Linked DNA regions of Homo sapiens: region 2 is linked to region 1. Evidence: read pairs that join two places in POLR2A ChIA-PET (ENCODE). Cell type or tissue: HepG2. All regions are shown on one strand. Each heading gives the region's core, and the rest is flanking DNA. Links, peaks and the distances in the headings are about the cores only. Region 1 overlaps LOC107985856 (a long non-coding RNA gene). Region 2 holds the start of HS1BP3-IT1 (HS1BP3 intronic transcript 1).

Region 1 (15,598 bases), core at 4,236-6,735:
CCGAGTTCCATTTTTCTGAAAACTGAATTGGGATCCCTGCCTGTGTTTGTATGTTTATGTTTGTGTGTGAAGGTGCTGGCCTGTGCGTGGTATATGTCCCGATGTGTGTGTGTGTCCAGATGTCTGCTCACGTACTCTTACTCTTAATAAGTCTAAAACTGACCTGGAATGGTGCAACTAGAACTATAAGGGAACACCCAGGCCAGTCCTTCCCTGTATGGGGGAGGAAGCTGATCCACAGTGGAACAGGATTTATGAAGGGACACAGGAGGTCGGCTGCACCCCAACTCAAAATTTTCAAAACAGAGATGCAGCAACTCACAAGAGTACACTCTGTTCTCTGGCTCCCAAACTGCCAAGGGTGTGCCCTGGCAAGGGGTTCTCAGACACCCTCAGCCAGCCTCAGCCACAGGCAAGTCTCTGAACTAAATTGCTCCTTGGCCTTTGCTGCCTTAGCAAAAGCAGAAACCACAAGCCTTCCCCACCCAGCAGGGCCTAGAAGCCTGGCTCTGGCAACTTCTGGAAAGGCCTTCTGCTTGTCTGTCTGGGTACCAAGCTGAGACCCTGAATGAGGTTCATTCTTTTCTGGGGCTGCTCTTTTTCTCTCCTGTTAGTTCCTTGCTTTTCCAAGACAGCCAAGAGGAAACCAAAGTTCCCATTGCTGTGCAGAGTCTCTTGGCATTTTCTAAAGAGAACAGCCACCAGTCTTGGGGTGAGGGGATTTTAAATCAGCAGTTTACTGATGAAGAGTCAGGGGCTCAGGGGTGGAAAGTGACTTGCCTGGGCCTTGCTCTGTTGGCACCTCCAACCCCAGCTGGCCATGGAAACTTGGACTTCATGCAGGCAGGGTTCCAGAGGGCTGAGGAACCCACCATTTCTGCCTCTACCGGTCTCAGGGCCCGGGAAGATGATCCATGTAGGGGCAGTCAGTCAGAGATGGGGTGCACAGTTATTCTGGGATTTCCCCAGACTGCCCCTTGGGTTCCACAGATAGTAGCTGAGCACCCTCCCAGGGCTCAGTTGCTGTGTTAGGTGTCTGCACATGCACCATCTTATTCAACTGCCATGAAAGCCGAGCCCAGTGAGAGCATGCAATCTCTTCTATAGCAGAGGGAGCCAGGCTCCCGAGGGAGGCCAGGGATGGCACTGCTCACTTGTGGCCATGTCTGAGGGGCATGCTATGAGGACTATGCTACCCATCATGGCAGCAAAATAGAAAGATAATAACAAGCTGTTCGGATCTGATGAGAGTTGGAACTGGCGGGAAGTGAACCAGGTAAGGCCTGTGGCAAAGTCATCAGTGTGGCAAGGGTCAGAAGAGGTGTGGCCAGGCTCTGCAGATCACTTTGTATCCATCCTTGCCCCATCTGATTCCCGCATCCATTGGGAAGGACAAGTAGAGGGCCTGGCACTTAGGAGACGGGGCCAGGATAGAGCTGTGTGTGTTTAGGAAGAAAGCCGCAAGCTGGTATGGTCTATTATGGACTGAATGCTTGTGTCTTCCCAAAATTCATGTGTTGAAACCCTAACCCAAAATGTGATGGTATTAGGAGGTAAGGGCTTGGGGAGCTGATTTCACTTAGATGGAGTCATGAGGGCGAGTCCACCGTGATGGGATTAGTGTCCTTATAAGAAAAGGAAGAGACCAGAACACGCTCTCTCTACCACGTGAGGACACAGTGAGAAGGCAGCTCTCTCCCAGTCAGGATGACAGCCCTCACCAGAGCCCGGACATTCTGGCACCTGGATCTGAAACTTCCAGCCTCTGGAGAGGTGAGAAATAAATTTGTGTTGCTAAGCCACTCAGTCTATGCTATTTTGTTATGGAAGCCCCAGCTGTTTCTTTAATCTGAGCTCTAGGGGAACTGAGACAGTGGTGGGGGAATGTGTGCCCAGCAGTGGGGAGATGGAGCATGGGGAGGAGGGGGTGTGAAACAGACAGGGCTGGAGTGGGAGTCAGAATGCATCCAGACCCTTGCCTGGCTGCACCAACTTGCCATCTTCCTTCTACCTGGGCTGGGCGAGACAGGTAATGCCTTCAGAGAGCCTGCTTTGGAGGAAGCAGTGATTTCTGGGCCAGACATGCAGTTTAGTGTCCCAGTATGTAATTAGAGTGTGCAGAGTCATGGCAGCTGGGCCCGTGGTGGGCCTGGCACTGGGCTCTCTGTCTGTGGTCACAGCTAGCCTGTGTCTGGCCAGGCATAGGCTCAGCTGACCTCAGAGCTCCTTCCCTCCCCTCCTGAGAAGATGTGCGCTCTCACAGCTTTATTCCCAGGGAAGCTGAATTGCCAGAGTCTCCTGGGTGCATAGAGGGGTCAGACCTTCCCTCAGGCCCTTTACCTGAGAGCCTTCTCTTCAGCCCATGGCCCAGCACTCCCCTTTCTAATGAGCTGAATTTCTGCTGTGAGTCCTCGTAGCTGAAGGACCCGGGACCAGGGCCTCCTGATCACGATGGGTTTGGCCCCACATGGCATTGGAGTATTGACTTGGTCTCCAATGTGGAGACACGGAGGGAAGCACTTCCTGATAGGGTCATACAATAAGGATCCTGGGGTTGGGGGGTCATACAGCCTCTTGGGGAGGCCACTGTGAGATTTCTGACCAGAGTGAAACGAGGATCCTTCCAGCTAGAAAGCCTTGCATCCTGCGAGCTTCCTCTTTTAAGGGGCTCAGCAGAACTGATTTCCAAATTCTCATATCTGCAGCCCCAAGATGCTTTCTGCAGCCTCTAGAAGTCTGATCAGGCTGTTTAAATTTGCTTTTGGACAGCCAAATGGGAAGTGAGGAGGAGGAGGAGAAGAAGAAGAGAGAGGGGAATAGGAAAGGGGGATTATATGGAGCTAATATGGTGATATTTGAAAGATCTGGCCCAAATTTAGGGCCTGTGGACTCCTGGGCAGCCCCAGTTCTGTGTTTTCAAGGTGGTGGTTTAGATGCCCTATTTTATTTTTTTCCCTCCCCTCCCTTCCCCTTCCCTCCCCTCCCTCCATCCCTCCCTCTTTCTTTTCTTTTCTTTTCTTTTTTTCTTTCTTTCCTTTCTTGAAGGAGTCTCACTCTGTTGCCTAGGCTATAGTGCACTGGCACAATCTCGGCTCACTGCAATGTCCACCGCCTGGGTTCAAGCGATTCTCCTGCCTCAACCTCCCGAGTAGCTGGGATTACAGGTGCACTCCACCATGCCTGGCTAAGTTTTTGTATTTTTAGTAGAGACAGGGTTTCACCATGTTGGCCAGGCTGGTCTCGAACTCCTGACCTCAGGTGAGCCACACACCTCGGCCTCCCAAAGTGCTGGGATTATAGGCTTGAGCCACTGTGTCCTGCCTAGATGCCCCATTTTCTTGTATCTTTTATGAAATGAAAGACTTAAGAATTCAGGCATCTGGGCAAGGAACTGTGGCCCCTGAAGGCAGCCTCCCTCCTGCTCCTCTGCTCAGCCCTACAGCCAACCTAGCCTTCTCCATAAGCCCCACTTCTTTCCCCTGGAAGGGGAAGCTTGGCTCTGTTCCAGGGGCATACCCAGAGGGATGTCTCCAGCCCAGTAGAAGTGAGTCCACTGCGAGGATGAGCTTAATCAGATCTGAGAGCTTCTCCTTCAAGCCGCACAAGAAGTGTTGACAGATTTGGCAGCATTTAAAAATGCTTGTTGCAGCTTTTGATAAGGCAGGTAAGGGTGTCCCAACAGGCCTATCCAAACTATCCCCACCAGTGTTTTGTACAGCTAAGGAGACTGAGGCCTGGAGACATGAAGAGCTCTTCCCAGGTCACACATCAGAGTGAGAGCACCTTGGTCTGGAGATCCCTAGGTAGGATGTAGGGTTGTGGCTACTGAGGCCAGGATGAACCCTCCTCCATGGCTGCAGACCACCTCTTGGGTGTCTGGTTGGTCTCACTTGGCTTCTGGCCAAGCACATTCACAACAGCATCTCAAAGCCAGACTGTTGGCTCAGGGCCTCAACCTGTCTGGGTCCAGGCGCAAAGTTAACATGGGCTCTGCCTCTCCGTTCATCTGCTTTTGAGTGTGGCTTGTAGGTCACCCCATAACCTGGGGGTTCAGGCAAAATTCTGTTGCTGAAATGCAAAAGAGGCAGCACCGTTGGGGGATGGAGCCACTGGCAGTGCAGGGAAAAGGGCTCCTTGCCTGTTCTGTCATGGTCTTGCAGCCTGTGGTTCATCCTTTCAGTCCTCCGCGCCTTGGGATTTTCCATTTGCTTGGTGGAGAAGTTGAATGGAGCTAGCCCTGTGCTTCAGGGCTGCTCTCCTCCCCCTTCATCACTGTAGGCTTCCCAGGCAACCGTTTGACCAAACCTTGTGAGTCCTAGCCCCTCTTACTACTTTCTCTGATGATAACATTTGCAGGCCAAGGGGAAACCCAATTACTGTACCCTTTTGTCTTTTTTGAATTACTCCCTAATCCATCTATTAAAAAACAACCTCAAGCAGGATCCTAAATAAATGGGCTTTAATCAAGAGAATTATCAATGTGATTCATTCTCCCTCAGGGCAGAGATGCAAATTATCTTTCAGCAAAGGGCACAGCAACTTAACATACCCAGACTAAGAACAATGGCCATCCGTCCCCAGGAGAAGGCTAAAGCATTTAGTGTTAGTGCTCAGGGCTCTGACCCCATTAGAGACTTCTCCGCTGGAGTTCCCATAATGGTGACATCTTAACTGAAATGGAGAAGGGAAGGCACCCAGCGTGGCCAGGGGCCCAGCAGAGCTGGGTCAGGTGGTGACCCCTCCTCTTCATGGGGACAGCAGGGGCCGCCAGCCTCCGGAGCCCCTGAATATTTGCTCAACTGCTTCTTGCTCCCTGCTAAGTCAGTCGCATTCCAGATGCAGCAAGGAGGATGCCCCCAAGAACAGGGGCAGAGCACTTTCCTAGACTGCTGTGTCCTCCCTACAGTTGTGGGGGGTGGCCCATGGGTGTGAGGAGACAGGGGTCGGAGTGGGGGCGACACTCCTGCGATCAGCCCCAGTTTAAAGCCTCTGCAGGTGCTGACATACTCTACAACTGACTCATGGGCCAGGAATACAGACTCAAATCTGTTTTTCTTTCCTTCCTTAGGAAAAGGCTGTAATTGCTCCTCCTCAGCCCAACTTGGGAGAAGTCTGATTTCTTCCCCAGACTTGTCTGAATGCTCGCAGCCGCTGCCCTTCACCAGGGCCAGGACCGCTCAGGTCTCCGTTCCCTTCCAGCCCAAGGCAGCACCCACTGCACCCTCGTCTGCCCTGGGCCCTGCTTGCCAGAGGCCTGGAGTCCAAGGGACCTGAAGGGGCTGCAGTGGCCACGTTGTGAGCTGAGTTATGACTAAACCCTCCCAGAAACTTAGAACTTCCAAGGAGTGTAGAACCACTTGGCAATTTAAACCATTTCAGAACCAGAGAATTATAGAAAAGTAGAATCTTAGGTTTAGAAACGATCTTTAAGGTAATCTACCTTCTTTCCAGCACAGCAGCCTTGCCTGCCTTCTTTCCTTATCCACAGTCTCCTTGAGAAGAAGCTGGGCCTTGTGGGAAACTTCCCAGGGCTTCTTTCCTTCCTGGACCTCTGGGAGACCACACCTTTCAGTCCCTTTGCAGTTACGAGGGGCCGAGTGGCATTTCTGACCTGTGAGATAGGAGCAAAAGTAATGTTTGTCACAATTCTGAGCTGAGGCAGTGAAAGTCCCTGAGCCATTCCCCAGGGAAGAGGGAAGTCCCTCTTCCCTTTCGGGACTGATCACAGACAAGTGCCTGTGTTGAGACAGCAAAGCCCCAGATCAAAGCAGCCAGGCCCACCGAGGCACTGCAAGAAGACAGTGCCCTGGAGGGCTGCCCGAGTTGCAGCAGACTTTGCATGAGCAAGGGTTAAGCTTGTTGAGATTTGGGGGCTGTTTGTATAGTAGGACATTATAACCTAGCCTGTCCTGGAGAATATTCCCAGCCTACATTCCAGACGTCCAGGCATGGGAATTCACTATGGGTGAATGAGGCTGTTGGGTTCATTGCTTAGCAGCTGTCAGTTGGAAAGTTTGTTTTTTCCCTTTAACTGAAATCTGCTTCCTCACAACTCCCTTTTCTTTTTTCTTTTCTTTTTCTTTTTTTTTTTTTTTTGTTGGAGATGGAGTCTCGCTCTGTTGCCCAGGCTGGAGTGCAGTGGCACGATCTCAGCTCACTGCAGCCTCTGCTTCCCAGGTTCAAGCGATTCTCCTGCCTCAGCCTCCCGAGTAGCTGCTGGCACATGCTGCTATGCCCGGCTAATTTTTTGTATTTTAGTAGAGATGGGGTTTCACTATGTTGCCCAGGCTGGTCTCGAACTCCTAAGCTCAGACAATCTGCCTGCCTCAGCCTCCCAAAGTGCTAGGATTACAAGTGTGAGCCACCACACCCGGGCCACACCTCAAGTAGGTGAAGCCTTCTGTTCTCAAACTTGAACATGCACCTGCATCACCTGGAGGGCTTGTTAAACACAGTGTTCTAGGCTCCAGTTCCGGTTTCTGATATAGCAGGTGTTATGGACTGATTATATCTGCCCCCACCAATCCTGCCCAAAATTCATGTTTTGACATTTTAACCCCTAATGTGATGGTATTAGGATATGAGACCTCTGGGAGGTGGTCAGGTCATGAGGGTGGAGACTTCACCAATGGGATTAGTGCCCTTATGAAAGGGACCCCAGAGAGCTCTCTCACCCCCTTTCTGCCATGTGAGGTTACAATGAAAAGGCCATTTTCTGCAACCAAAAGAGGGCCCTCATCAGACACTAACCATGCTGGCACTCTGATCTCAGGCTACCAGCCTCCAGAACTGTAAAAATGAAATTTCTGTTGTTTTATAAGCCACCCACCCAGTCTATGGTACTTTTTTATAGCATCACAAACTAAGGTAGTAGGTTTGGGGCAGGACCTGGAAATTTGCATTTTTAGTTAAGTTCCCAGAGGATGCTGCTGCTGGAGGTGTGGAGGCCACGCTTCGAGAACAGCTACTTTCTATCTTCTGTTACATCTCTCCAGGAGCCTGCTAGCCCGTGCTGGTCATGGCTGCAGAGGTGCTGCCACCCTGCCAGGCCACACAGAGCAGAACCCCATGCTTTGATCCCTCCCAGGTTGGTCTGGGTTGGTCGGAGTCTGGTGCTGTTCCCTCCACAGACTGCGAGCCTCAGTGGGCAGGGCTTGCAATGTACTCATCCCTGTGGCCCTCAGTCTGACAGTGGTTGGCCACAGCAACAAGTATGTGCTCAGCGAATGTTTGTTGAGTGTGTGGATACCCAGAACAGGAGGAACACCTTGCCCACTTCTGAAATCTTTCACTGAACTTCAGACTCCTGGTACAGAGACCCCTGGGGAGCTCACACTGCGCACCCTGCAGGCATCAGGGCTGATGCTAGCTTCCAGGCATGTTGGAGACCGGATGGTGAATGGCGATGGGCTGCATCCTCTCTCCAGGAGGGCTAAGCCTGGGGGCCCGAGGTATGTGTGTGTGGGTGGTGCCCTGGCTATTCCCGTAAAGACCCAGCTTGGCAAGACCACTCTTGCTGTCGGATCTGCAGATGACTTCTCTTGTGCTTGTACGAGCCAACTCTGACTTCTGGGAAGGATCGTGCTGTCTTGATTGCTGCAAACACAGACAGGTTAGCTCATGCTTGGCTGCACTGCCAATGACGTGGGCTCCAGCTTCCTGGGGGGTCTGCTGGGCCAAGTCCTCAGGTTTTCTGCCTGAAATCAATTCATCACATCTCAAGGCACTGCCTCCTGTATCATGTGCCTGGCCAGATCTCAGAGCTCATAGCAATGAGGTAGCCAACACTGGGGACTGTGATCCATTCCTGCTGGGCTTGGGCCCTCAGAGAGCCTGGGCAAGCTATTGCCAGGAAGGGCCGTGCCAGGAGCAGCCAAGGACCTCTGATTGTTAGAATCAAGACTGTTAAAGTCAAGGCCAACTTTGGGGTGTCTTGCCCTATCCTGTGGAGAACACTGACCCTGCTGGAGGTCTATGACTTTCTTCCTCCTCCCACTTCTCCGCCGGCCCTCCCCCCTCCCTCCTCCTCCTCCTTCTCTTCCCTTTCCCCTCTCTTCCTTTTCTTCTTCCATCTTACAATTTTTATTATGAAAAGGATTAAACATACAGAAAATTGAGAGGATAACATAATAAACCCACAATACCCATCACCTGGATTTAATAATTGTTAACATTTTGCTGTATCTGCTTCATTGACTTTTTTTTTTGCTTGAGTATTTTAAAGAATATTACTGACACACGTTTTACCCTAAATACTTCAGTATGCGTCTCTAAAATGCAAAAACAGTTGTCTATATAAACATAATATCGTGATCATATCCATCAAAATTAACACTAATTCCTTAATATCATCTAATAGTCCGTATTAGTGTTTCTGCAATTGTTGCAAAAATGTCTTTTGTGATTGGTTTACTCAAACCAGAATCTAAACCAGATCCACATGTTGCATTAGCTCATTAGGTCCGTTCCCCTCCGCCTTCTTTTCACAGGTGTTGAAGGTCCCATTTATACTAGAAAGTCCTTCCCACTCCCTTTTCCCTGTGGTATAGATGGGTTGAGGAAGCCAGGCCAGTGTGCAGGTCTCCAAGTCCACGGAGGGGTGGATTCCCAGGCAGGGGTCTGAGAGAGAGGCCCAGCCTCCTCCTTCCCCAGGCTGAGGGAGTCGCAGGCAGGCATCACCCTGAAGAGACACAGGGCCATCCTGGAGAAACTGTTCCTCCTGGGAAGCCATGTGATGTGCAGAAGGGTAGGGGAAGATGGTACAGAACGAGAATAAAGACTTTGAGACACTTACAGTGACACCAGGTCACTCGGGGAGGGAAGAATCACAGGAGTCTCTAGGGAAGGATCTTTGAAGATGAAGGTCAATGACTCAGAGGCGGTCAGGGCCTTGGGTGCTCTGATCCCTCTGTGGGGGCTGGGCCTGGCCGTGGCCAGGCAGCCTTCTGCCCACACACTGTTCCCTTTGATGGGCGGCTGGACCCGCCCTTCCACTCTCTGAGGGCCCCCTCTCTGGTAGCAACTTCTCTTCTGCCTCCACTTGGGTAATGGGCTGTCATGCGGGCAGCTGCCGGGAGCAGCTGTGACATTATCCAGACCCCACCCCAGGGCCCCCTTGGGCTGCAGCTCTGGCTCAGGCTCCGCCTGGATCCTCTGCTCTGCTTATCCATCTCTTGGGCTGGCTTCCAGGCCTGTGGCTCTGGGCACACTCGCTGCAGACAGAACTTCCCGAGTCAGTCTCACCCCTCATGGTGAGGAGCAAGGTGTGCCTTGGGAAGAACTTGTCAAGCAGTGGTGTTAATGGGGAGATGGCATTTTTTTTCCTATTAAGTGAGAAAAATTAATTTAAAACTTGATAATATCCAGTGTTGGTAAGGGTTCAGGGTAAACAGTCCCTTACTCTCTTGGTAGAGTGTAAATTGGTCAGTCTTTTGGAAAATAAACTGACAACACCTATCAACATTAAAAATGCATGGCTTTTTATTCTTTTTTAATTATTATTATTATTATTATTTTAAGAAACACGGTCTCTCTCTGTTGCCCAGGCTGGAAGTTCATCGGCTGATTTTAGCTCACTGCAGCCTTGAATTCCTGGGCTCAAGTGATCCTCCCACCTCAGCCTCCTGAGTAGGTAGGACTATAAGCACGCACAACCACACTCAGCTAATTTTTTTTTTTTTTTTTTGAGACAGAGTCTTGCTCTGTTGTCGAGGCTGGAGTGCAGTGGTATTGGCTCACTACAACCTCTGTCTCCTGGGTTCAAGCGATCCTCCTGCCTCAGCCTCCCAAATGACTGGGATTACAGATGCCTGCCACCACACTTGGCTACTTTTTGTATTTCCAGTAGAGACGGGGTTTCACCATGTTGGCCAAACTGGTCTCAAACTCCTGACCTGAAGTGATCCACCCACCTCAGCCTCCCAAAGTGCTGCAATTACAAGCATGAGCCACCACACAAGCCCCAGCTAATCTTTGTAGAGGAATCTTGCAATGTTGTCCAGGCTGGTCTCGAATTCCTGGTCTTTGGCCTCAAATGACCCTCCTGTCTTGGCCTCTCAAAATGCTGGGATTACAGGTGTGAGCCACCATGCTGGCTTTTCTATCAATTTTTTCATTCAATAAGTATTGAATCCCTACTATGTGCCAGGAGCTATTCGAGGCATTGGGGATATAGCATTGAATTCAGACAGACAAGGTACCTGCTCTTGTGAAAATTATATTTTAGTGGGAAAAGTAGACAATAAATAAATAGAAAGTGTTATTTATAATAAATGCTATGAATAAAAATAAAATATAGTAAGGAGGTATAATGTAGAGTAAGTTGTACCTCCTTCAATCCTTGGGGCTGGGAATTCCATTTCTAGGAAACTCTTACAGAAATGTTTCCACATTTGCACAAAGGCACACACACATTCATAAGAGCAAGAAGTTGCAAACACCCTAGATGCTTAACAGGAGAGGAGCTGGCAAATGAATTGTCCATCCACACAAATGGATAATATGCAGCCATTAAAAACAATGAGGCAGCTCAACTTGTGCCAACAAGGAAGGCTCTCAAAGACATGTTAAACAGAAGCAACATGTCTTAGAGTAGCATATGGCGCAGGATCCAAATAAGTAAAGTAATACTTACATTTCTCTGTACACACATAGAAAAAGGTCTAGAGGCCCGGTGCGGTGGCTCATGCCTGTAATCCCAGCACTTTGGGAGGCCAAGGCGGGTGGATCACCTGAGGTCAAGAGTTCGAGACCAGCCTGGCCAACATGGTGAAACCCCATCTCCACTAAAAATACAAAATTAGCTGGGCATGGTGGTGGGTGCCTGTAATTCCAGCTACTCAGGAGGCGGAGGCAGGAGAATTGCTTGAACCTGGGAGGCAGAGGTTGCAGTGAGCCGAGATTGCGCCATTGCACTCCAGCCTGGACAAAAAGAGCGAAACTCCATCTCAATAAAAAAAAAAGGAAAAAGAAAAAGGTCTAGAATGACTGAACACTAAATTATTTATGGTGATCTCTTCTGTAAGGAAGAGGAAGCAGGTTTGTTGCAAAATGGTCATTGCAGAATGGTACTTTCACTTTTTACTCAAAATTCTTCTGTATTGTTTGAAGTCTTTTTTTCTAAATACCACTAACATATATTTATGCATTCCATGGATTAAGTAAAAAGAAAAACACAAAAACCACAGCCTCAGAAATAGACACTCCACATCATAGCACAGATGCTTTTCCTTGGGGGTTTGAGATCTTAATCAAAGATGTTAAATGGATTCTTGGGTTTGTCAAATTGACTCTGACCTGCAGCTTTTGGTCCTGAGGGAGTAAGTGAAATGAAACGAGCCTTTCCTCCCTAAATTCAGCCTCGGCTGGCCCCAAATCACAGAGTTGAAAGAGGTCAAGTAAGGGATGAGGAAAGAAAGAATTGCTTTTCCTGAACCAGTGCAGGGCCAGGAGTGTAGCTGCCTCTGCAGGGAAGGTGATCCTACCATCATTTGGAGATGAGGAAATGGAGGTTCAGAAAATCAAGCAGCTTGTCCAAGGTCACAGGGCTGCTGAGAGACAGAGTCAAAGTTTGAAACCATATCTGTTGATCCCCAAAGTTCAGGCTCTTTTCTTGTGGATGGTGATGGCCTGGGTCACACTTCATAATAGTACTGCCCTCCTTGGAGGATCCAGCAGTGCCCTGCTTCTGTTAGAATTGCAAATGAGAACCCTCCGACCAGACTGAGCATTGGCCTGCCCCACTCCAGGGCCAAAGAGATTACCACCTTCTGGGGCTCTAGTCTGACCCTTGTTCCTCAGCTGAGGCCCCTCACAGCCTGGGGAATGAGGGCCCTGAAATTGTGTCTCTCCTATAGCAGAGAAATAATAATACAATACTCATAGGTAAACTATAAAATAATAATAATAATAATAATGCAGAACAGTAATAATAGCTAATGTAGTACTAGGCATTGCTCTAAACTTTCTAAATATCCATCCATCTAATCGTTTAACTATTCTAGTACTAGTAACATTGCCCCCTTTAGATGAGAAAACTGATGCACAAAGCATTTAACTAACTGGCCCAAAGTCACACAGCTAGAAAGGGACAGAACCAAGATCCAAAATCCATTAATCTTCATTTTTTTTTTTTTTTTTGCTCTGCTGCCCAGGCTGGAGTGTAGTGGCACAATGTCAGTGACATGATCACAGCTCACTGCAGCCTCGACCTCCTGGGTTTGAACAATCCTCCCGCCTCAGCCTCCCGAGTAGCTGAGACTTCAGGTACATGCCACCATACCCAGCTAAGTTTTGTATTTTTTGTAGATATGAGGTTTCACCATGTTACCCAGGCTGGTCTCAAACTCCTGAGCGCAAGCAATCCCCCAGCCTCGGCCTCCTGAAGTGCTGGTATTACAGGCACGAGCCACTGCACCTGGCCCAATTTTTTGTTTTGTTTGTTTTCTGGCTACTTATCCCCAAGTTCTAAGAGCCTGTGCACTTGATTTCTGTCTAACTCCCCCAAAGCAAGTTAGCACTTGTGGTACTTACCATGCGCTGGACATTGTTAAAAGTATTAGATTAGTGCAAAAATAATTGCGGTTTTTGACATTACTTTAAAATATATTAATATACTAAATATTAATTGTTCTGAGACAAATTTAAGAAGTAGAGGAGCTCCCTTATTACCTTTAAAAGTCTCATTTTAAAGATAGGGAGTCTAAGCACAGAAAAGCCAAATCACTGTCTGAGGTCACACAGCGTTTACATAAATGGCAGAGGTAGAATTTGAACCCACGCATACTGACTCTAGAGTTTATACTCATAAACATTTACTATATTAACAGAGAGGCTCTGAGATTCCAATGCCCTCATTATACATTCCCTGTTTCTAGAGAAGAGCCCAAGAATCCCCAAGGGGCATTTTGGCATTCACTGGAGCAAGAACAACTGGTCATCCCTGATTCCTACTCTTCTGTTGTTGAGGAGCTAGTCGTTGCCTGGTGACTCACTGTGCTGGGAGGGACAGACTAGCCTTTACTGTCCAGCTAATGTCCCTGGTGGCATGCCACCACCCTCCAGGTGTGGGGGTGGCTGAGCTCCAGGATGAGTGAGTCCACTCTGGGTTTGGGGTGGGGCAGTGGTGTGGGGGCAGAGACGTTCAGGGGACAGACTACACGGAGCCCCTCTCCCACTTTCTACCTCATTAGGATGAAAAGACAAAAGCAATTCCAAGCAAATGTAGCAGAAGTTGTCCCCCTAGTTCTGCTCATGTCCTGGCAAAGAGTGCGGACTGAGCCTGCTGACTCATGGCACTCTAGTTCAGGTCTCCCACTAGAAGACAAAGCAGGGTCAGGGCACACAGTGTTGCCCTCAGGACACCATGAAGCTCAAGGAAGCCTGGAGCGGTGGCTGGCTGAGGAGCAGGCCGCTGCTAGGCAGCTTTGTGCGTTTCGTGACTTTGCTGGAAATGCATCAAACGCTTGGCAAAAACACTTCCTCCTCCAGTGACAGGCACTCACGTTTCAGAAGGCATCAAATTGCTCTGAAAGGTGACAATAGCACCTGTCAACTTCTGCACATAGAACACTGTTTTCTACTGCAAGAATGTTTTTCTTGATCTTCTGGAACTGTATAGACTGCAGACCAAGCATCATCCATGTCCTGAAGCCCAGCTGGGTGGCGGATGGGACATGGGAGGGCAGGACAATGTCTGCAGAGGTGGTGGAGAGCACGGGGGAGCGGTGCCTTCTCAGCACTCCATTTGCCGGGTGGGGTAGGAGGGGAGGGTGAGGGTTCTGGGACATTCTTGAGCCCCAGGCACAGCTGCGAAGGGCAGTAGCTGCAGAGCCCCCGCATGGGGCTGAGCGTGGCCTCTCCTTCCTTGGGCTGAGTGGACAACCTCCTGCTCCCTCAGCTATATTGCTGGCTGGGGTTGGCAGAGGCCAGGCACTCAGTCCTCATCCACAGCGAGGTGTGAGTAAGTGGAGAGGGGGAAGCTGGCTTCCAAGGTGAAGAACAACGGGGACAGAAGTGCAGAGGCGGCGTGGTGCCTGGTGCTTTCGGGGGACTGAAAAGAGGACACGTTTATTATTTTGATGCATTTGTGACTTAAGCTGAACTCCTTCCTATGGGCAATGCTGCTGAAATAGGGGATGTGTGTAGGGCAGCTGTGGCAAAAGTGAATGCTGAGGAAGTCGGGAAGGGCTTTGAGCTAGGTTGGGACAGGAGCAGGAGGTGAGTCCACCTGCAGGGTGGAGGAAAGCTGGATGGGCGTGCACACTGGGGGCTGACCAGTGGCCCGGGGAGGCCGTTATGGGCTGAACAAGGAACAGAGTGGAGAGAGTGGAGGGAATGGAAAGGGGGACGCAGCAGGAGCCCCAGTGAATCTGAGAATCTAGGGTGTGCTGCTCCCCTCAGCCTGAGCTCAACAAAATGCTCCAGGCTTTCCCCTCCCCTGTTAGGAGCTTGGTGGACCCCCACGTCTGGCTTATGCTCTATTGCAGTGACAAGAGGCCTAGTGGAAATGACTGTTGGGTGTAGAAATGGTGACGATACTTCCTACTGGATGCCCTGAAGATTGGGGAAGATGGAGCATCACCCGAGTGAGTCATTGCCGGGCCATGATGCCAAGATGGGTCCTCCCCAACAGCTACTGCTCCTGGCTCTCCCCAGGTGCCCCCCAGAAGTCCTGTTGCAGGCCACCTGCCACAGCAGCTCTTGAGTCTGCCACTGGTTTAGGTGCTGGAACCTCAAGGGCCAGAGCCCTTCTCTGTCCCCTTGTCCCATTTTCCCCAGGGTCCTACTATCTCTACATTTAGGCCTAGACCACTGCCATAGGGTACATGAATGGATGCCAGAGAAGAGAAACCCCACTCATTCTTCCCTGACAGGTGACCCACTGTTCCCAAGGATAAATCCAGGGCATTTTTAATATACTTTCTTGCTAAGGTAGCAAAACACAAGTTAAATATCTTTAACAGCTGATTCTGATGGGCAGCCTTTTAGCAGGAAACCCAAAGATGGTGCCTGAATGCAGTGGCTTACGAATGTTACCCTCCCAACTCCCATTAATGGAGCACTTACTGTGGGCCGGGAATGGTATTGGCACATCTAATTGTGTGTGTGTGTGTGTGTGTGTGTGTGTGTGTGTGATCTTGTTCTTTTTACAAATTGAGATGTAATTCAATACCATAAAACTCACCCTTTTAAAGTGTACAATTCTGGTTTTAAAATATATTCACATGGTTGTGCTATCACCAGCAGTAATTCCAGAACTTTCCCATCACTCCTAAAAAGGAACCCTGTACCCATGAGCAGTCACACCTCGCTCACTCCTCCCTCATTCCTGGAAATCGCTAATCTACTTTCGGTCTCTATGGATTTGCGTATTCTGGATATTTCATATAAATAGTATCATACAGTGTATGGTCTTTTGTTTTCCACATAATTAAAATTTAGTTCGCGTAATGTTTTCAAGGTTCTTCCACATTATAGCATCTATCACTTCTTCATTCCTCTTTGTGGCTGGGTAATAGTCCATTGTATGGATATACACATTTTGTTTATCCATTCATCAATTGATGGAAATTTTGGGCTGTTTCTACTTTGGGGCAAT
Region 2 (15,598 bases), core at 4,265-6,764, 97 kb after region 1:
ACAGTGAAACCTCGTCTCTACTAAAATACAAAAAATTAGCCAGGCGTATCAGTGTGCACCTGTAATCCCAGCTATTCAGGAGGTTGAGGCAGGAGAATTGCTTGAACCTGGGAGGTAGAGGTTGCAGTGAGCCAAGATTGTGCCACTGTACTCCAGCCTGGGTGACAGAGCGAGACTCTGTCTCCAAAAAAAGAAAAAAAAAGAAAAGAAACTTTGGTGGGGTGGGGAAGCAAAAATTAATTTGTTAAAAGGAATCAAAGGTTATAAAAAGAATTCACAGAAAGGGAAATCTAAATGACTAACAAGTTCATGAGGATGTTGTCAACCTCGCTAGTTATCAGAGAAATGCAAATTAAAACAGTGAGATTCTCCTTTACACTTATGAGATTGGCAAAAATTACCAAGTCAGATAATATCAAGTGCTGACAAAGAAAGTGGGGGTAAAAGAAACCCTCAGGAGCTGCTGGTGGAAGTAAACACCCAGGCAGACAAGTGATGAGCAACCTGGAAGTTATTCTTGAAAATCAATATTTAAGTTCAGTGTGCATGGACCATGTGAACAAGAGTCCCATGCCTGCTGAACTCACACCACGGATATTGGCCCAGACCCAAGGATACCACTGCTGAAGGCACAGCCCCAGGTTAGTGTCCCATGCAGATGCCAGCTTGTCAGGCATGCACTCCAGGCAACATCCTTCCCAAAGAGCAGGCTGTCTTCCGCAAAAGTTGGAAAACAGGCCCCAGTGCAGGCTCTCACACCCGGCCCAGCTCCAGTCCTCAGTCTCAGAGCATGCCCACTGTTCAGCTGCTGCCTCTGGCCTGATGGGGGCTTTGGATCAGTGTTCTGATCTTGGAGAAGTCAAGACATCCACTCCCTCTCCAAGCTCCAGCCTGACATTCCGAAGCCTTCCATTTATCTCACTGTCTGTATTAGTGTTCTATTTAGTGTTCTATTGTTACATTAAAAATTACCACAAACTTAGCAGCTTAAAACAACAAATATTTATTTCTTTTTCTTTTTCTTTTCTTTTTTGAGACAAAGTCTTGCTCTGTCACCCAGGCTGGAGTGCAGTGGTGTGATCTTGGTTCACTGCAATCTCTGCCTCCTGGGTTCAAGCAATTCTCCTCCCTCAGCCTCCCAAGTAGCTGGGATTACAGGCGTGCACCACCATGCCTGGCTAATTTTTGTATTTTTAGTTGAGACAGGGTTTCACCATGTTGCCCAGGCTGGTCTCAAACTCCAGACCTCAGGTGATCTGCCTGCCTCAACCTCCCAAAGTGCTGGGATTACAGGCATGAGCCACCGCACCCAGCCAACACACCTTTATTACCTCACAGTTTCTGTGGTTGAGTCGTCTGGGCACAGCCTACCTGGATCCTCTGCTCAGGGTCTCACAAGACTGTAATGAAGGTGTCAACTGGGCTGTGATCTCATCTGGAGGTTCAAGTGGGGAAGAATCTGTTTCCACCTATGCACTACCTTGCAGCTGTATGCTGGGGGCCCTAGCTTTTCTGCTGCTAGTTGTAGGCCAATTTCAGGTTCTAGAGGCTGCCTGTGGCCTTTACCAGGTGGGCTTTCATGAGTTAGCTGCTTACTCCATCAAGCCTGCAAGGAGAGGTACTCGACTCAGGAAGAGCCCAGTCCCTGTTACAAGGGTTTTCACCTGATTGAGCCAGGCCTGCACAAAATAGTCTGTTTTTATTAACTGAAAGTCAACTGATTTGGGGCCTCAATTACATTTGCAAAATCCCTTCACCTTTGCCAGATTCTGTTGGTTAGAAATAAGTCACCGGTGCCCCCACACCAAGGAGAGGATTTATGCAGGGTGTGACCACCACACTGTGGGCTGCCTTCCTGGAGGCGAAGGCTCCCATTCCACTGAAAAGAAAGTGAAGCCCCAGGCAGTGTAGAATAGCCTTGAGAGACACAGCCTCCTGTGCTCAGAGCCTCTGGAAGCTCAGCACAGCCTTCCAGGGCTCACAGCCTCTAGAAGGAGAGCTGACATGGATGGAGCTGGGGACTGGTCTACCGGAGGTGTGCAGGGAGTGGCTGAGAGAGATTGGTAGGGGAGAGCTGTCCTAGGGGGAGGGTGGGCCTCTCAGGCAGCACAGATAAGTGAGGGAGGGGTGGGGGTAGCAGGCTCTAAGAGTGCCCTGCAGATGTCTGGTGTGGGGAGGAAGTCATTGAATTCCTCCATTTCCAGCTGAGAGGTCCCCAGAGACAGGCAGTGCTCCCCCTCATGTCAGCCCATTACATCATGGTCCCTTTCTCTGCACCCCCATCCTTGGCATCAGGGGACCCCACCCACCCTCTTTCCACTCGGGTTTCACAGGCATCTAGGAGATCAGCTAAGGGGCAGCTGGGATGGCACTGTATGTCCCAACTGAGGGACAGTGGGAGGATTGTCATGGGGCAGACGTGACCTCAGCTCGCTGGGCTCAGCTCATCCTGCTCCAGGGAAGGGCAGTGTCACACAGGAACAAACGCCCACTGTGCTGGGTCTCCTCTTCCCTGAGGGGTTCAGACACAGGCAGGGACCCTTTTGGCAGGGTCAGAGCCTCCAGTGCCTACAAGCCTGCCTGCTCCAGCCAGGCCAGGAGGAGTCCCAACCCTCTGCCACTTACCAGGCCCTGGGCCTGCCTGCACACCCTCCTCACACCCTGGGCCTACCTGCTACTCAGCCTAACCTGAGAGCCCAAGCCCACCCTCCACCCAGAACCAAGACCCTCAGCCACCCCCAGCCTCTGCTCAGGTCCTGAGCAAGGAGGGGCGATGGAGCAGGCATGTGCCATGCACTGTGGTCCCTCACTTCTGAACAACCCCTCTGAGCTGTCCTGAGCTGAGTTTCTCAGGCCCCCAGCCTGGGCACAGGTTGTCCCATTGCACTTCACCTTCCGATGCCATCCACAGAAACCAGCTTTGGCTAACTCACATAGAAAAGGATTGTAATGAAAGGATATGGGGCAGCTTACTGGGTTATCAGGAAGGCTGGAGAGCCAGGCAGGAACCAGGGAGGGGCGCAGTTGGTTCTCACTATGGGGGCAGCTTACTGGGTTATCAGGAAGGCTGGAGAGCCAGGCAGGAACCAGGGAGGGGCGCAGTTGGTTCTCACTATGGGGGCAGCACACCTGGACCTGTCACCCCTGGAGGGACGCTGCTGGATTCTTGAGTTCTTGTAGCCCCACCAATTCTCAGCACCTCTCCCTGAAGCCTGGCACCGCTCCTTCCAGCTTCAAAGTCCAGAGAGAAGGGGCCAGCGGGTCAAGCCCATGTCTTATCACTGTGGCAAAGGAGTGGGGAGGAGGCACCAGCCCACATCATCTCTCATGGTGGGAGGACCTGGGCTCTCCTCCGTCCCTGTGAGTCCCCCAGTAGAGGAAGGGTATTCAGATGTTGGGCCTCAGTGTGGCCCCCAAGCCCTCAGAGGAGCCTCTCATCATGACACCTGGGGCTCGGTCCTGCCAGTGCTCAGTGGACCGTGCTGTCAGGGTCATGGTCTCCCTGACTGGTCTGAGATCACCTGGAAGGAAGGTCACTCCTGGGACCTGGCCAGCATAGCACCTGCACAATGTCAAATATATGGAGATGGCATTTCCTATCTGTGTCCCACGGCTCCGGGTTTCTGAATGTCACCATATTTGGTGCCAGGCTCACAGACTCGGGCATAATTAGTGTTTTGACCCTCCAGCAACAGGGCCACCCTCAGAACCATTAGATGTGGGATTTCTTCTGCGATTGTAAGAGATTGCTTATTAAATTGTTCTGTGGCACTGAGCGAGGACACAGGGCTGTGTCCCCAGAGACTCCCTGTAGGCTGGGCCAGGTGGGGTATAGATAACATGGAGTTGCACCCTTCCTGGTGCTGCTTCTAGAAAGCAGCCAGTTTCCCAGAGGCTGTGCTGGGGAGGCCAGTAGGCCATGGCCCAGCCATGCTGGCAGAAGAGAGATGTTCTAATCACCCTATATCTAGAGGCATCTCTTCCTCCCACTGCTCAGGGAATGGGCTGGGGAAGGACTGGGGTGTGCCGGTCCCTGCCACAGTTCTGCTCCAGCCTCCTGCCCTTGCTGACTCAGCCTGCCTGCTCCAGCTCTCTGAGCACTGAACCTGCACATGGAATGGGGGCCATTGTGCACCACTTCTGCCCCTGCACCACCATCCCCCGCCAACTGCATAAGGCTCTTCGGGTCAGCAGGGGAGGAGCAGAACCAAGAGGTGGCAATGGCAAGAGGTGGTTTCTGCTGGAGCCAGTCCAGACCCCTGACTCTCCTTGAAAGATGCAGAAGCTGATCCAGGGCTTCTTGGTTTGGTCCGCTAACTGCTCACCTTAGGAATTTGCCCCCCAAGTGACATGGATCCGATTGCACATTCCTGAAGCCTGAGTCATTCCTGGGTCCTGCTCAGGCTCAGGAATGTGTTTATGCTCATGGGGCTGGAGGGACATGCACACCACATGTCTGTTCACTTTGGGTTTGGAAGGGATGAGGGCTCTTCTCAAGGATAAGAGGGATGAGGTGGTGACCTCTGGAGTCGCTAAGATGCTGCAGTGTGTGGGCCACAGAGGAGCAAATGAAGGGAGGGCCAGACTCAGGCTGGAACCAAAGCCTTTGGCTTGTGTAGAGTTGGTTTTAACTTGCTCCCAAGGGACAGAAAATGGAGAGGGACAATCTAAGCAGGGCCTCCCCTGCAGTGACCTTGGGAAAGGTACTTGCTCCCTCATCACCTCCTCCCACCAAGGACAACCTCCAAAAGGGCACAGCGTGGCGAGGCTGTGGCTGCCACCTCAGAGCCGTGGCTGAGGAGCTCAGCCCCTCCTCCCACTCTGTCCAGAGCTCTCTGTTGACAAGTCGATGGTTCTCCTCTAGGTCCAATGTGGGCCTCTGCAGCTGTGGAGAGAGCTCACAAGCACGGCTCACATCACTGAGGGTTTATTCAGAGCTCAGCGCTAGGCTGAGCCCTTTACATAGTGTGGCCATATGCCCCCATTTGCCTGGGACAATCCTGGGTTACTAATACAATGATCAACAGTGCCTCCTTTTACTCTCGAGTGTCCCGGTCTGGAAGATAACTATATATTTGCCTTAACTCTACAAGCATAACTGAATCCCTACAATGCACTACAAGAAGAGCACTGCTAATAGTGTCATTTTCTGATGAAGAAACAGGCTCAGAGAAGATAAGTAACTTGCCCAAGGTCACACGATTAGCAAGTGGCAGACCCAGAAACATAGGAATTCAGCTCTTGACTTCAAAGCCTCTTTGCTTTGCCACAACATCAGATTTCCTGTTCTAAAATCCATTGCTTCATGCTTTGAAGGACCGAGAAGCTGCTATCTCCAAATACTAGAAAAATAACCATTAACGTCCTGCAGTGATCCCAGCTCTTCTTCCAGCCCCACGCTTGGCCATTTTGCCTTGTTCGTTTCCCAAGTGACAGCGTGCACAATACCGTTCGCTTGCAACAGCAGCCCCGTCATGGGATGAATACATACCATCATGCCTACTGTGTGTCAGGCACGGCACCTACTGTGTGCCAGGCACAGCACATGTTGTCTGATCCTGACACAACCCTGCATGGTGGGTGTTGCTCCTCCTTTCATGGAAAGGAGACCCCTAGAAGTCACACAGCTGGGAGGAGGCAGGGCTGGGGCTAGAACTCGCAGATTCCGGCTTTGAGCCTAGCAAACACTCTGCAGTGCCATACACCGTGGCTGCACTGCCGAGGCCCAGCTACAGGCTCCGAGGTTCCAGTGTCCTCATGGCGAGATGTAAGTGGCTAAACCCATGTGTGTGGACTCACAGGCCCTCAAGGCACCTCCTCCTCCCAGGAGCCGGGACCGTCCTGCCCTTTGAGGGGGTCTGATGCCCGTTCTCAAAACGTCTTCACAATGCACACACATCACATTAAAGAGGCTTTTGGACAATGTTTTTATTTTTTTGGCGGGAAAGATCAGACATCTTTCACAACAGAGCACAGCCACCTTGAAGCTGGGGAAGGGGCTGTTTCTGAAGCTCAGGGCTTCCCCGTCCAGTTTCTCCACCCAGAGATCATCTCAGTGTGACAGCCTCTTCCCACCCCAATACACCGTCCTCTGGGGAGGAAGAAATAAAAGCAAGCGCATTCCAGATGTTCCCGGGAAAATGGTATTTGGGAAAAGGATGTTTGTTTAGAATTTACCAAAAATAGAGAGCCCCAAAGGAGGAAAAGGCAAGCTCTTGACCCATTTAAAAAGCCATTTCCCAGGAAGGACTTTCTAACAAACAATGTCACAAAAAGAAAAGCTAATAGCTTTGACAATATAATAATATAAAGCTTTGGTACATTCAAAGCCTCCAAAAGCAAAAATTAAGCAACACATATATGCAACAGATATCAAAATGACAACATACAGAGAGCTCATCAAATGATTTTTAAATAAATCCATCAAAACCTTGTTAGGAAAACAGGCAAAGAAAACAGATAATCAACCAAGAAAGTTTTAAACGGCTTAATAAGTATGAACATTTGCGTTTCGTTAATAATCGTATCAATTATAATTTTGAAATACCATTATTTCTCTTTCAGATCATGAGACTGGCTTTATTGGTGTTACCATAAGCTGGTGTAGACCGTAACACCAGCCCTCTCAAACCTGGGCTGAGGGTGGCATATCAGTCAGGGGCAACTCTTTTGGAAACATTTTGGCAACACATATCAAGGATATTTAACTACAAAATGTAAATGTCTTGAAATTTTCTCTGAGGAAATATTGAGAAATTCAGACCAAAAAACTGTGTACAAAGATGATTGATAAAGGGGGTATTGAATAGTAAAACATGGAAGCCAAGATGTTCTACAATAGGTGAATAAATACATTATGATATGTCTGTACGATCATAGGACACAGTCATTTAAAGTGGTCTTTTTGAAGAATGTTTATGCAAAGGAAAAGAAACGAAAGTGAAAAAAGGAGGCTGCAAAGCGTACGAGCCCACTCTTAGGAAGCATGTATAGAGGAATGAATGACATAGCTACATAGAAACATGATGGCCATCAACCACGCCCATCTGTGGCAGGGAGAGCAAGACCCTGACCCCATCCCCTGCTCTCCTGAGGATGGTAGGGATGCCACAAGCCCATTTAGTGTTTCAGAGGGTAGAGGTGAGGCTGGGAACCTGGGAAGAGCCTGGCGAAAGGTTGACGGGGAGAGGGCAAGAGAGCAGGATGTTTGTGTTCACCAATGACAGTGGCCATGGTCCCATGGTAGGTCAGTGGCCCAGAAAGTATCAGAGACCATGGATTAAGAATCAGACCACTGTGCACTCGGGAGGCCGAGGCAGGAGAAGGGCGTGAACCTGGGAGGCAGAGCTTGCAGTGAGCTGAGATCGCACTACTGCACTCCAGCCTGGGCGACAGAGCGAGACTCTGTCTCAAAAAAATAAAAAATAAAAAAATAAATAAGTAAAAAGAATCAGACCACTGTGACAGGCACAGTCCAAGTGGCCAGGAGCTGTGGGGAGCCTGACCACTGAGCCCAGTGCCTTGGCAGAGGGGATGTCATGCATGGGCAGCTCTGTTCTGGGAAAGAAATCTTCTCCCTGTCTCAACGTCCGGGCCTCTTCCACCAACCATCTGGCTGTTCCACAATCTCCTCCACCCAGGACATGGACACTTATCCCCACCCCAGGACATGGGACACCTTGGGGTGGGGATAGGAGGCACTCTCATCCAGTCCTCGGAGACCAGCCTGTGAATACTAGGGCACCCCAAGCTGGTCACCAAGGGAAGTGGACTTGTCTCTCCAAGATGTTAAAAAAAAAAAAAAGACCAAAATATAGTTTACAACAGGTGACAGGATTAAAAGTGATGTTAATTGTCTATGCTTTTCTATATTTTCATAATTGTCTATATCAAGCATGTATTACTTCTATAATTGGAACAAACAATAAAGGCTACTTTTGAAATAATATACATGCTTTTATCTCATACCAAGAAACAGTGTCTTCTGAATTATTCCAAGCCGATTGTTTGCTTGCTCTGTTGCTTAGGCTGGATTGCAGTGGCACCATCTCAGCTCACTGCAACCTTCGCCTCCTGGGTTCAAGCGATTCTCCCGCCTCAGCCTCCCGAGTAGCTGGATTACGGGCACCAGCCACCACGCCTGGCTAATTTTTTTTTGCATTTTTAGTAGAGACGGGGTTTCACCATGTTGGCCAGGCTGGTCTCGAATTCCCGACCTGAAGTGATCCGACTGCCTCGGCCTCCCAAAGCCGATTTTTCTGGGGTTACACAGGTGAACCACCACGCCCAGCCTTCCAAGCCGATTTTTCTGCTGGCGGCTCACAAGGCCCCAGGGTTTCAGCTCCCTCCTGGGAGCACACATCAGCCCATGTGGGAGCTTGCAGCCCCTCTGCCCTCCTCTCTGGCCTGTCAGTACCATCTCAAAAAGCAAGCTCCCTAAAAGCCATGTGAGGCGAAGGCACAGGACATCTCTACTCAGAAGGCTTGCCTGAGGTCCCTCTAACCTCACAGAGGCCTGTCCCCAAGGTCCCAGGCTGAGGCAGGCTCAGCCTTCTGAGAGCCTGATTTCCCCGGGGGAGGGCTGCCAGGTGGAGGAAGCCCAGGGCGTTCGTGCTTGTCTCATGATCTCCAGTGGGGACCAGATGCTGACCACTGAGTCGGCAGGGCTGGGCCCAAAGTCACCACTAACCCAGCACTGATCTCTCCATTTCTTCCATCTGGGCATCAAACTGTCTCTCCTTTCTGCTCCCTATTCAGCCTTAGCCTTGCCCTGGGGGCCACAGAATGGACCACTAGCCCTGCTTTGCATGGATGGGTGCATAGATTGGTCAGCAATGAGTGCATCCCCAGTCTGAGCCTTCACTTCTCAGGATAGCCCATCCCAGGTTCAGCCACTCCTTGTGGTCACTGCCAGGGCCTTCACCGTCCAACACATCCTCATCTGAGCACCCTGCAGCGTGCCAATGTCTCTCTGAAACTGTGCTGTTGGGGGGCTCTGACATGGGCGAGACCTCCAACCTCCCTCACTCTTGACACTAAACCCCTGTGGAACATGACCTAAAGGCCGAGCTTTCCTGGGGCTCTTCACATGTTCCCTGTCACTGAGCTCTGCTCCCCTGCATGCTAGGTGGGCACTGCTAGAGGCTGCCGATGAAGAGATCAGACCTGGCATTGGTTGACTCTGAAAAATCGACTGAGGGACAACACCCCCATAAGCGGCAGCTGGTCAGTGAGGCTGGACAGCTTCCAAGGGCCAGGAAGTTAGCTTGTTAGCTCTAAGGTGTTTTGCAGATCTGAAAACACCAAGTTCTAGGGTGATAAGCACCCCCAACCCTGAGATTCAGAGGATAGAGAATTCTAAGTGGCTCAAATCCTAAGGCAGTGAGGCATGGACCAGACCACACCCTTCCTGAACAGGGCTGCTTCCAGAACTGGAGGACTTGCAGCTATAGGACCCAGACTCCTCACAGCTGGTGGAGGGAGACTCCTCACAGCTGGGGGCGGGATTGTGGGGGAATTGGGGTGGGGGCAGTTGAGGGTTTCCTGCCTCACATGAAGAGAGAGATGACTGAGACTCCTGGGGGTCCTGGAGCCTCCAGTAGTTCCCCCTGGACCAATGGGTCCCAGCAGCTCTCAGTTCATTGCTGTGTCCAGGAGTCTGGTGAAGAGTTAATGCTCAATTAATGTCTGGAGAGTGAATGAATAAAGGAAGGAGGCTAGCACATCAGAGACCACCCGGTCTCAGCAGCTCTCAGGCTGCCCGTGCTGGAGTCACCCCGCCCTCCAGGCAAGCAGATGGGGCTGCTGAGGTGGAAGCTGGGGGCATTTGGCCCTGGTTTTCCTGTCTGAGTGGTTTGCACCCCCGGGCTCTGTGTGTGTTTTTTGGTGCAGCCACGGCTCCAGACTTGAGCCGAATTCTCATTCCCCATATCTTCCTCACTTCTGAGTCAGCTGTGAGCTCCACCTCTACCCAGCCTTCCAGGGTCTCAGGAGAGACCAGTGGTGTCTGTGGGGCATCCTCTGTTTGTTCTTTACTGAGGCTGGAGTCACCTTCTATCACAGACTATCACAGCCTCTCAGGGCTGTCCTTCTCTGTAGAAGGATGATGGGACCCGATGCCTCTGGGCCCTGCCTCACCCCCTCATCCCGGAGCAGCCCCACAGCCTCGCTCCCCTTGGCGATCTCTGGTTCCAGCTGTTGCTCTGTCAACCTCATTAGGTCACGTCCCCGTACTCCACCTCTTCCTCATGGCATGGCCCGGCCCATCTGACAGGTCCTCTCATAGGCAGAGCTGGACGTGTGGGCTGGGCCAGGCTGGGCAACTGGGCCTCTATGAATTTCCACAGATCCAGAGTCAACCCAGTGTGGATCCAGTGAGAACTTATCAAACACCTGGGCACCTGAGCTAGGCTAGACATCCAAGGACGCTGACTTTGGCAATCCTTGTTGGGACCCTGGAAAGGGCAATTTATTGTCTCCACTTGGCATTAGAGGAAACTGATGCTCAAAGAGATGGACCTCCTGGACCAAGGACAAAGAGCACAATCTGGACTCTACACAGACTTGTTTAGGTGCAAAGATTCCTATTCAATAAAGGGAAGGGAATCCAGGAAACTGCATCTCCCTACCTCCCTGCCCAATATTTGTCCATCAGGCTGCCCAGGTCCCCATGCTGTGGCAGGAGCGCCGATGATGAGTGCTGCAGAGACCATGGGAGGAATGCCAGCCTCAGGCCAGGATAGCAGGGCAGGCTGGTTACGTTGGGAGGCCTGGAGCCAGCCAGCCAGGCCCTGATAGCTTACAGCTGCTCCAAATGCAGGAGGCGGAATCAGAGCCTGCCCCAGCCACTGGAGAGGGACGCCTCCATCTGTGCTTGTGTTCTTGGGTGCTGCCAGCCCCTTCCTCCACGGGAGCTGCCAAGGAAAGAGCCCTTTTGTCATCTTCCCAGGCAAGAACAGCCATCCCGTGGCACTCACTCCCTGCACACTCCAAGGCCTCGCTTCTGCTTCATGGAAACAGGATTGAGTCTTGCTTGAAGCTGTGCACCACCAGACCACAAAAAGCCTCAAACATAGGTGTGGCCACCAGCCCCAGAGAGCCACAAGCACTCGGATTCTGGGAGCCCCAAGACTTGGAAGTTTCCCGTGGCACCAAGGCCAGGTGTTTATTGTCAAAGTTCTGGCCAGCCATGCACATTGCTGACAGTTTCTGTCCCTTTGGAGTTCTGGTCGACCATTGTGTTTGTTTGTTTTTTTGAGGAAGGGTCTTGCTCTGCCACCCAGGCTGGAGTACAGTGGCGCGATCTTGGCTCATTGCAACCTCTGCCTCCTGTGTTCAAGTGATTCTCATGCCTCAGCCTCCAAAAAATGCAGACATGCGCCACCATGCCCAGCTAATTTTTGTATTTTTAGTAGAGACGTGGTTTCATCATGTTGGCCAGGCTGGACTTGAATTCCTGGCCTCAAGCAATCTGCCCACCTCTGCCTCCCAAAGTGCTGGGATTACAGGCCCGAGCCACCGCACCTGGCCCTGTGTGATCTTTCTGAGAGTTTCTGAGCAGCGAACACCCCAGGTGGTTGCATGGGGGAGGCTGTAAAATCTGACAGCAGCTAGTGGGTCCTAGGGGGACGGTTCAACATCACGTCCCATGGATGGTCCAAGGACAGAACAGCCCCAGCATCCAGGCCAGAAAGCTGGCCCTGGAGGAAGTTGGTTCCTATCCTGTGCTTCTAGGCTGGGGTGAAGGTTTCCAGGAGGACACCTCCCTTGGTCACACTATTCTCCTGAGCCCCTCTCTCACATACGTGCCCTGCTGCTGCAACCCCCAGAGGGCTGCAAAAATTAGCTGGGTATGGTGATGCATGTCTGTAATCCCAGCTTTTTGGGAGGCTGAGGCACTAGAATTGCTTGAACGCGGGAGGCAGAGGTTGCATCACAAAATCCGCCACAACCCCTGGATTTCCTCAAGGGATTCCCTGTCTGGCCATCCACCTCCCCCGCCCCGCCCCGCCCATTCCTACTTCCCCTTTCGGGCCTGTCCCTCTCTTCTGACCTCCCCCATCCATCACAGTTCTAGCCTTCACTCACCTGCATCACCGTAGTGACTCCCCGACAGCTCTGTCCCTGCCCGGCTCAGACTCTCCTATGCAGCTAGGAGTAAGCCCAGGAGAGCATGTCCCTCCTCCGCTCAAGAGCTTCCAAGGGCTTCCCATCAGGATCAGTTTCCCAGGGCAGTCATAGCAAATGACCACAAACTGGATGGCTTGAAAAGTCTCCTCTCACAGCCCTGGAGGCCAGAAGTCTGAAGTTGAGGTGTCAGCAGGACCCTGCGCCCTCAGAGGGTCCTTCTTTGCCTCTTCCAGTTCCTGGCGTTCCCCCGCTGGTGGCAGCACCACGCCCATCCCTGCCTCAGCCTTCACGTGGCCTTCTCTTCTCCACTGTGTGTCTCTTACAGAAACACCTGTGATTGGATTTAAGGCCCACCTGGATAACACAGGATGATCTCATCTTGAGATCCTTAATTTAATTTCATCCACAGATTCCTTTTCCAAATAAAGTCGCATTCACACGTTCCAGGGGTTAGGATGCGAACATGGCTTTTTTGGGGGCAAGAATTCAACCCACGATATCACCTCCTTAAGGAAAATCCCAAGTCATTACTCTGTGCTTCAAGGCCCTTCAGGATCTGGCCTTATCCATGACCTCCAACCTCCCGCTGTCTACCCCACCACCCCTGACCTCCAGCCCTGTCCCCCCACTGTCCCCCCAGCACACCATGTTCCTGCTTCAGGGCCTTGGCAGATGCTGGCCTTTCCCCCAGGGTCCACACGCTTCCTCCATCAGCATCGTCAGGTTTAGTCAATTGTTTGGTATGGCCAGGCCCTCCCTGGCCACATTGTCTAAACTTGCAACCTTCCCGGAACACTCCCTCTTCCTCACCTGCCTTCTCTCTTCCTTACCACTCATCACCATCACACGTGCCGGCCTTCTCCTCATTTATGTTGTTCATTGTCTCCCCTCCCCTAGGCCACAGGCTTGTTTTGTCAGTTTTGTTCACTGCTGTGTCCCAGCGGCTAGAACAACGCTTGACACTAGTTGACCTTGGCTGAATGAATGAGTGAATGAATGAGCAAGAGTTTGCTCAGGCTGAACTCTGAGCTGCCGGAAGCCTTTGTAGACACCCCCAGAACATGCTGGCCCCACCTCTGAGCTCCTGGTGTACCTCGGTTCTCATGAGGCCCCCGCACTTCAGCCTCTGGTGATCCTCTTTTTCGAGCCAGACATGTTGGCTCAGCCAACACTCCCTGAGCCCACATCATGAGTCACCAGAGGCCCTTGACCCTTCCTCCCACAACCTTCCCCCACTGCGCCCGCTCTCACCCTGGTCACAGTTAGCCGAGTGTGTGCAGGGAACTGTGTATGAAGGTCAGGCCTGCCCTGCTGCCCCTGCTGGTCCCTGGAGCCGCCACGGGGATGGAAGAGTGGGTCCTTTTGATGCACTCAAGCCTGGGATATGGTCCTCCAGGGCCGGCATTGAAGGAATGTACAAGGGCTGCCCCAGGGCCTGCAACACTAACTGTGAAGAGTCCCCTAAAACTTCCCTGATGAAAACCACCACAGCCTCCATTTCAGAAGAGGGACGTGGGCTTCTTGCCATGTCTCTGCTGCTGATGGGCTCTGTGACTGGCACAATTTCCTTCCTGTTGCTGGTCCCCAGTTTTGTCATCTTTAAATCTGGGCATCGACCCATCGGGGATGGCTACAATAGCTTGCATCTTACACATTCCAACTCAGATGGCTCTGGCTGTGCCACTGGGTTGAGAAGGATTCTGAGGTTCAATCCAGGCTTAACAGGAAGAAGTGCAGTGATCCATTAGTGACATCTGCCATGGGTGTGGGGAGAGTGGGGGCCCAGGTGTGCTAAGGCTGGGTTAGATGCTTTGTGAGTGGGCTTTGGGCAACACGTCCACGTGAGTCTATGGATGCCTGATGATAGAGAAAAGATCCTGGAGGAGGTGAATGGGTCTGAAATGAGTGGCTGATGGCATCACAAATCCTTTTTGAGCTTACTTTGGTGCATTGAGGCAGCTGGCATGGCCTGCCTGCTGGGAAGGCATCAATGACCCAATGGAGAGATGGCTCCTTCCCTATGCTGGGGTTGAAGTTGCAGGGCAGTTAGGCTAGGGCCCTGCTCTGTGTTTTGTCTCTCAGGTGGCCATAGTGCTTGGTAGAAGAGGCTGTCCTCTGGCTCAGGATTTGCAGCAACAAGGCCAGCCTCTAGCTGGGCCTAGCCAAGTGCCCTCTGAGACTCGCTGGAAGTGAGGTCCCCTATCTCAATCCATTCAGGCTGCTACAACAAAATACCGTGGATGGGGTGGCTTAGAAATGGCAGACATGTATTTCTCACAGTTCTGGAGGCTGAAAGTTCCAGATCAAGGTGTCAGCAGCTTCGGTGTCTGGGAGGGCTGGCTCTCTGATTCCTGGAGGGGGCTGTCTTGCTGCATCTTCATGGATGGAAGGGGCAAGGGGGTTTTCCTCAGGTCTCTTTTATAAGGGCATTAATCCCAAACAGGAGGGCTCTGTCCTATGCCCTAATCTCTTCCAAAGGCCCCACCTCCCATACCCTCACCTTGCTGGAGAGAATTTCAACATACACGTTGTCGGGAGTAAAAAAACACTCAGATCATAGCATCTCGGGATAGACAGAGCCCGGCATGCCACTTCCCTGAATGAGGGAGACATTCTTGTAGCCTGCACAGCTGGAGCAGGGAGTGAGAGCCTCGGCAGCCTTGGGAGAAGGTGCCCTAATGTGACATGGCCTCAGTTTCCCAGCTGTGGGCAGAGATCACAGCAGCTGTCTCCTTTTCAGTCTGGACAGATGGCTGTGACCCACAGAAACGCCATGGCCCGGGAACAGAGCTGTGTCTACCCTGGGACACAGCTGTAACTACCCTGGGACAGAGCTGTGTCTACCCACGGGAAGGGGGATCCTTTTCTAATTTGTACAAAGGTGCCCTGGGGGTCCAGGTCATGCATAGAAAATTCCTCACCAGGCACTCACCAGGAGCAGAACCCTATCATCCTCCTCCTCCTCACAGTGACTCCTGCTCTAACAGAGGCACAGAGGCGCAGAAAGAGGGAGTTCCCCTGAGGCAGCAGGAGGGCTTCCTGGAGGAGGGAGGGTTTCGGCTGGGCCTTGCTGATCCTGTAGCAACCAGTGATTCTGGCCACAGCCCGTGCCTGCCTGCCTGACTCTCTGCGAAGGGACTGCAGCCTGCTCTGTGCTGCGGCCCTTCCTCGACATGGCTGGTTTCTTCCCTAGGTCTATCTTTGGTTCCTGCTGACTCTTCCGTGACATAAATGCAAATGAGACCACAGACAACTAGCCTCAAAGCCAAGGAAGCCGCTGGCTGGAGTTGTCTCCACAGTCCCCTGCTGGGCAGGGAAGTGGGCAGAGGTGATGGTCACGTCCATCCATCACGGCCCATCAGGGGAGCAGGCCTCTTGGGGCCCCTGACACCTCCAAGTGGCCAAAAAAAAGGTCATACCAGGAGACAGAGCCTTAGACTAACCAACAAGAGCTTCCCGCATGGCTGAT

Evidence for each region. ChIA-PET counts read pairs that join two places held together with the same protein. Peaks named below come from ENCODE experiments on the same cell type or tissue, not always from the same donor. Only the 100,000 strongest peaks of a DNase experiment are listed, where the experiment ranks them.
Region 2: POLR2A ChIA-PET joins it to region 1 with 5 read pairs; 3 of 35 experiments call an interaction of 5 or more read pairs at or near these places.

What each region holds. Positions count from the first base shown.
Region 1 is chr2:20,483,298-20,498,895 of GRCh38, forward strand. It overlaps LOC107985856 (a long non-coding RNA gene), which reads right to left. Exons shown (of 4, transcript NR_157978.1): 2 at 5,441-5,611. Among named protein-coding and RNA genes, the nearest start is that of RHOB, 44 kb to the left of the region's middle. RefSeq lists an enhancer at 4,091-4,888. In HepG2, for the core only: no CTCF peak of the experiment used is centred there; no DNase peak of the experiment used is centred there; H3K27me3 peaks cover 1,275 bases.
Region 2 is chr2:20,580,335-20,595,932 of GRCh38, forward strand. HS1BP3-IT1 (HS1BP3 intronic transcript 1) reads right to left here and starts at 12,214. Exons shown (of 2, transcript NR_046836.1): 1 at 12,088-12,214; 2 at 10,441-10,913. It also overlaps a transcript of HS1BP3 not described here. RefSeq lists enhancers at 83-644, 645-1,205, 3,940-4,505, 4,506-5,070, 5,637-6,200. In HepG2, for the core only: no CTCF peak of the experiment used is centred there; DNase peaks (open chromatin) are centred at 4,397, 4,897 and 5,247.